Linked DNA regions of Homo sapiens: region 1 is linked to region 2. Evidence: chromatin contacts called from ENCODE Hi-C or POLR2A ChIA-PET data. All regions are on one chromosome and are shown on one strand. The core of a region is the stretch at or near the end of the contact, and the rest is flanking DNA. Distances in the headings are between cores, read along the strand shown. Region 1 overlaps QKI (QKI, KH domain containing RNA binding). Region 2 overlaps QKI (QKI, KH domain containing RNA binding).

The links. A loop is a pair of places that touch in the nucleus more often than their neighbours do. ChIA-PET counts read pairs that join two places held with the same protein, here RNA polymerase II (POLR2A). Pooled maps may share reads with other maps.
Region 1: a pooled map shows a loop between it and region 2 (5-fold over the local background). The contact joins two enhancer-like sites. A Hi-C loop is called at or near these places in 4 of 50 pooled maps. POLR2A ChIA-PET finds 5 or more read pairs at or near these places in 2 of 52 experiments (BJ and T-cell).

The regions. Positions count from the first base shown.
Region 1 is chr6:163,553,560-163,556,441 of GRCh38, reverse strand. The region is part of intron 4 of QKI (QKI, KH domain containing RNA binding); the gene reads right to left. Among named protein-coding and RNA genes, the nearest start is that of QKI, 140 kb to the right of the region's middle. Within about 2 kb of position 1,573, at least 5 of the 41 ENCODE cell types and tissues checked have a DNase peak (open chromatin) inside an H3K27ac peak, as active enhancers do.
Region 2 is chr6:163,459,223-163,462,423 of GRCh38, reverse strand. All of the region lies in intron 2 of QKI (QKI, KH domain containing RNA binding), which reads right to left. Among named protein-coding and RNA genes, the nearest start is that of QKI, 46 kb to the right of the region's middle. RefSeq lists an enhancer at 1,813-2,042. Within about 2 kb of position 1,908, at least 7 of the 41 ENCODE cell types and tissues checked have a DNase peak (open chromatin) inside an H3K27ac peak, as active enhancers do.

The sequences.
Region 1 (2,882 bases), core at 324-2,823, 94 kb before region 2:
AACTTCGCCTCCTGGGATTCTCCTGCCTCAGCCTCCCAAGTAGCTGGGATTACAGGCATATGTCACTACGCCCAGCTAATTTTTTGTATTTAGTAGAGATGCGGTTTCACCATGTTGGTCAGGCTGGTCTCGAACTCCTGACCTCAGGTGATCTACCCGCCTCGGCCTCCCAAAGTGCTGGGACTACAGGCGTGAGCCACTGTGCCCAGCCATCATCAACTATGTTTAACAGCTATGTTAAAAGGATACAAACAGGTCACGTTTAATGTAATTTATACATTGTTCAACTTTTCTAGACTTAGACACTAGATCTTCATTATCCAATCATTTACGCTTCCTAACAAATGTGTGGTATTGGCAGTGCATTATCCCTGAGGCTCAGGCAGGGTAGGCAGCTTATCCAAAGCCACAAAAGTTCACATTGCAAACCTGGCTTCCAACCCAGAATACCTGATTCAAAGTCCTCATGTTTAACCATTACATTATACCTTCTCCAGTCTTATGATGCCTTTAAGTGGAAGTATCTTTTGAATTCATCAGACCACATGTTAGAAAGTAAGAAAATCATGTTTATTTAGTATTTTTAGATCTATATACTTTTAAAAAAAAACTACAACAAAGTAATCACCAGAGAGCTGAAACAAATGTGTATTTCCAAATCATTAAAACTATGTCAACTAAAAAAATAATTCGAACCACTGCCTATCACAAAGGCCCAAATTCTCCAGCATTCAGGGCATTGAACAGTTTACATGAGCAACCTTGCTTGCAAATGTTTTGCATTAGTCAAAATCATCTGTCCACAATCCCCGAGTAGACCTGGTACTTTCCTCTCCAAGTTAGGCTCCTATTGGAAGCATCCTATGTGTTCCTCAATAACACAGATCATCGTTTTCTCTCAGAGTGCAGGCTTTTTTTTTTTTTTTTTTTTTGAGCTGGAGTTTCGCTCTGTCGCTAGGCTTCAGTGCTGTGGCGTGATCTTGGCTCACTGCAACCTCCAACTCCCTGGTTCAAGCGATTCTCCTGAGTGCAGGCTTTTCTAAGAACTCTCACGCATACTGGTCTTGCTTTTATAAATTCATGCTGCTTATTTTTGGGGTGATCAATCATATATAGCCATGTGCTATCTCAGTTTTTCTATTTTTTGATTTTTAAAGAAATTTATCATGAATTGTATCCATAAACTAACCAATAACCAATAAACCCATGTTCCTTGTAACCCCCAAAGCCTTGCAAAAATGAATGTGCTCAACATATTTTAAAAAATGAATTAGTTTTCTATAAATTTGAAATAATGGGTAGAAAAGGTTTTCCAAACAAAAAAATACATGACTAATTTAATTGAAGAATAACAAATATCAGAGAAAAGAAAAAATGATGAGTGACCACATTTTATGAAGAATTTTGATGCCAATTACCACCTTGATCTGCTCCGACAGCTTTGGCAGACAGAAGATGACAGATAATTTGATTGACTTAAACAAAGGGGTTTATGAGAGGGAAGTGACAAAAAAGGATTTGTCTTTAAAGCCTCACTGTGCTATTTTGTGGATGGACTGCTGGGGGCGCCAGCGTGATTACTGAGATAGGTCATGAGCTTTAACATTGTCCAGGCAACAGAGAGGATGAACTGGACTGGGGTAGAGGTTGTAACAGAGATGAAAAGAGTTATGTTAACCTGACAAGGCATGATGATCAGTTGGACACAGAGGGTAAGGGAAAAGGAGAAATTGAACAATGTTGTTTAGGTTCTTGATTTAAGCAATAAAGTAGACGGTGGCTCCATGTAATGAGATAAAAATTGAGGAATATGGAATCAGAAGTTCTCTCTTGAAAGGTTACATCTGAAATACTTATCTTAAACACCTAAGTGGAGATGTCAGGTACACAGCTGAATATTCATCTGGTTGATCAACTTATTCCAACTTATCCTATACAGCTGGTAGAAAAATATGCTTTCATATTTCTTGAGTTTTTCTCCAAGATGATGTGGCAGTTACTAAGTTCCAAACTGAACTGCCATATGCTTTCCAATGCTTAAGTGTAGGGCTCTACAACTACTACTTCTTTGCCAGCCGGTTTTCTGTGAGGTTCTCAGAACTGAGGCATAGTGTGGGTGTAAAGCAGCCGACCCTGAAGAGCTGGATGAGGGAAAGAGATGTTCTCTTTCCCATGTGCGCTCCTTTCAGCTATGCACTTGCCAGAGGCAGCTGTCTCCTGGCTCCATGCTTCTTTCCCAGCACCTCTAGAACCAGTCTCATCGTGCAGCCCCTTCCCTCCATGCACACCAGAAGCAGCCAGCTAGGGTTCTCCCCTCTGAGCTCCTGAGGTTCTTGAAGTAGCTGAGAGACACCAAGCCAGGGTCTTGGTTTCATCATTACACAGGCTTTCTTCTCTTTTATTCCAGCCCTGGGGTAAAAGATGCTTTTTTTGCAGTCTCTAAATCTGTATTACAGCCTGTCTTTCTCCTTTTTCAGTTCTCAATACCTGTGTAACCAATCAACAACTTTCCACACATAAAGCAAGGTAGAGGGAAAGTGTCAGGCACTTTATTTAACCAGAAAAGCTTAAAACACTCAAACACACACAAATATGATGCTCCTCCTCCATTAAAACTATATAAAACTAACAAAGATTTGTACCTTAGGACAATATGTTCTGCCTCTCTTCAACAAGGTATAAACAGATCCACTGAAAAGTAACAATCTCAGAAAAACAAAAGCCAAGTCTCAATAATAAGTACTTACTTCTTCTAATGCTAAATACGATACAATCTGTGATTTTATTAATAGTAATAGTAATCTTAACAGGCATGATAAACTTCTGAAGGATTTATATGATTCACAACTCCGGCTACATACTAGCATTAGTAGAGCCACATC
Region 2 (3,201 bases), core at 659-3,158:
GATGCCCAAGTTTATGATAGACAGGCTGCTTATTGATGACACTGATTTTGGACTTGGGAAAAGCAGTGTTCTATGGCAGACAAAACAAGATTTCAAGAAATCCCCAATTTATTTGTAAGCTACCTTGTTGTAAATCCTGGGTTTATTAAGACATAAAATATGTTTTCTGGCTGGGCGCAGTGGCTCCCGCCTGTAATCCCAGCACTTTGGGAGGCTGAGGCAGGAAGATTGCTTGAGCCCAGGAGTTCAAGACCAGCCTGGGCAACACAGTGAAACCTTGTCTCTAAGATAAAACAAAACAAAAATTACTTAAATATATATGTATTTTTTCCCAATGAAATGATTAACTGAATTTATCTCAAAAGCTAGTAGCTGAAAAACTCAACCTCAACATCCCTAAAGTAAAGGCACGTGATCTCAAAAACTAAGGTACTTTTCCGCCCAAACTGAAATCAAAAGAAAACATAGTCTCATTAACTTACAAAATAAATTTAGGTCACCTACTTATAAACAGGAACTGAAATGAGTGGAAGAGTTCAAGCAGTATAACCTTTGACTGCTTCATAGCCCATTTCATGTGTGACAATTCTGAGGGGTTAGGATGAGGAAGATTCTGTTATTAGCCATTTTACTCCCGGAGACACTGCTCTCTCAAATTGGGCTGAAAGTAGATCATCACCTTGAGCTTTCCTTTAATCTTTATCAGAAACAGCTCAATGTTCCTGGAATATGGATAGCACTGAGAAGCAGATTTCTCCTCGATTTCCATATTACATACTTTGGCTATTTCAGCAAGAATCTTAAGAGATATGGAGATTGAACACCTATGAGTAGATATCAAATTATCCATAAGTCCTTTGAAGCAGTAATTTTAACAGAGTAGATCCTAACATGAAACTCTTTTTAGATAAACCATAGACAAACGTTTCTGTCTAATCTGAATAATTCTTCCCTAACAACCCCATCTTTCATTTTGTTCTTCTAAGCACTAGTTCCTATCAAATACTAAAATATATTATTTATAAAAGAAAGTGCCTGCATTTTTAAAACTCAGAGAGGCCTTATTATTTAAAGAAATGTTAAACGTTGGAAAAATATCAGCTAAACAAAATGTATTGTTTTCAGACTGTCCTGTAACCCTTTCTGTAATTATTTACTAACATTCTAAGAAATGTGGTATATCCCAAACCATAAAAAGCCTATGAAATATTTGGTACACAACAGGCCCTAAATATACCCTTACAGAGTGAAATAAAGAGGAAACTTCAAAACAAAACAAAGAGTCATAAATTGGCTTTTACTAAACCGATCTAGTTGAACTTATACATTAAGTTTTCCCTACCTAAAACATAAAGATATGCCCTATATTATCAAATCACACTGCTAAATTAAAACTTTAATATGTAATCTGAATCACTTCACAACTCCACTGAATACAAATATGTACTAACCTTTTGAGAAAAACTACCTTTAAATAGATTTCTGTACAAACTATCAAAGACAGATGTGTAGATCGTAATTTTAAAGCATTATTATTTTCACTCACAAAATATGATCATATTCAGGCAAAAATCAAGTGTTAACCTGGGTATTGAAAAAGGAGACTTTGAATATCATTAAATTTTGATTTAATATCATTTGTTATTCAGAAGAATGAAAGTGAAAGTAGTGTACATCAAGACTCCTGAAGTTCGTGATCCTTCAACAATAAGAAGGCCGCAATGGTCAAAGGAACAAAGACTTTAAGGAAAGATAACTTACTGAATTGGCCCCTCTCCCCATAATCCCTCTAAAACAAACGCCAGCTCAACACCCAATTTGACACCAACTTCTCAAGACTGCTGACAAACAACAACCCTATGCTAACTAACTCAGAAGCTATGACGAGCCTAAGCTGATTTGCAAACCCAGGAAAATGAAACAGAAAGAGAACTTACAACTCGTGTTCCATCATCAACATGTATTATTATAAGAGAGACAGTGGAGTGTACTGTGAATAACATTATGAATCTAAACTACTAACTATAGCAACCAGGCTGGGATCCTACAGGCTGAAAACACAATCCTTGAAAAGACATTTGTCTGTCTTACAAAACCTTTGACAATATGGGTATTCATGATGGCCTAGACCCAAGAGATGCCTTTCAAAGCTATTAGTCAAAATTAAATCCCATTTTAAAAACATCAGAAAATCAGAATTATATTCACATAAAACTCCAAGAAGTCTCACTACAATTTAATCATCATGTCCAAAGGAAGCAGTTTACCAATCTAATCTGTTCATGTATTTAACAGGACGACTAGTATCATCAACAGCTAGACCTTGCCAATATTTATCAAGTCTACTACTCTGGCAGATCCTATAGAACAATTTCTAACAACTTGAAATTGATAACTAGGCAAATTTAATGACAAAATTATTACTGACTCATTCAAAATATAACACTTTTTACTTAAATAAATCAGTTAACTCTATTCATAATCATTTATAACACATCTCCATGGATTCAAACAAGAAAACCTGACCAGCCAAATAAACAATTTGATGGTCTAAATATAACTTCAATGTTCTTTCATGTCTGTAGTTTCATGAATGCATGAGAAACTTAAAGTCTTCAATAATTTAATCGTTTATCCTTCACACAAGACTGAACTCCTTCAAGAACAGGATTATTTTTCTTATGTGTAATCACAAAAACCACAGAGTGCCTGCTCTATCAGATGTCACACATTTGTTACCTTTACTCCTCCCAACAATCCTATGAAGTGAACCTTATAACTTCATAGACAAAGAAACAGATTCTAAAAAGCAAGCATATGCTCAAAGCCAATGTGATCATCTCAATTATTTTTCGGCAAATATTTATTTCAGTCCCCTTCTCTCTGTAAATGAAGTGACTTGGTATCACTAACGCAGGGTTTCTCAACCTCAGCACTACTGACATTTGGGTCCAGGTAATTCTTTGTTGGGGGGCTGGAGGTGCACGGAGGCTGACTGCCCTGTGCATTACAGGATGTTTAACAGTATCCCTGGACTCCACCCACTAGATGCCAATAGTACCCCCTCTCCCAAGTTTAGACACCAAAAGTATCTCTAGTATTGCCAAATGTCCCCATAGGTAAAACTGCCACCAGGTGAGAATCACTGGGCTAATGGAAAGCAACAAGAGCAGACGCCTTATACCTGCTTATGCAGTTTGG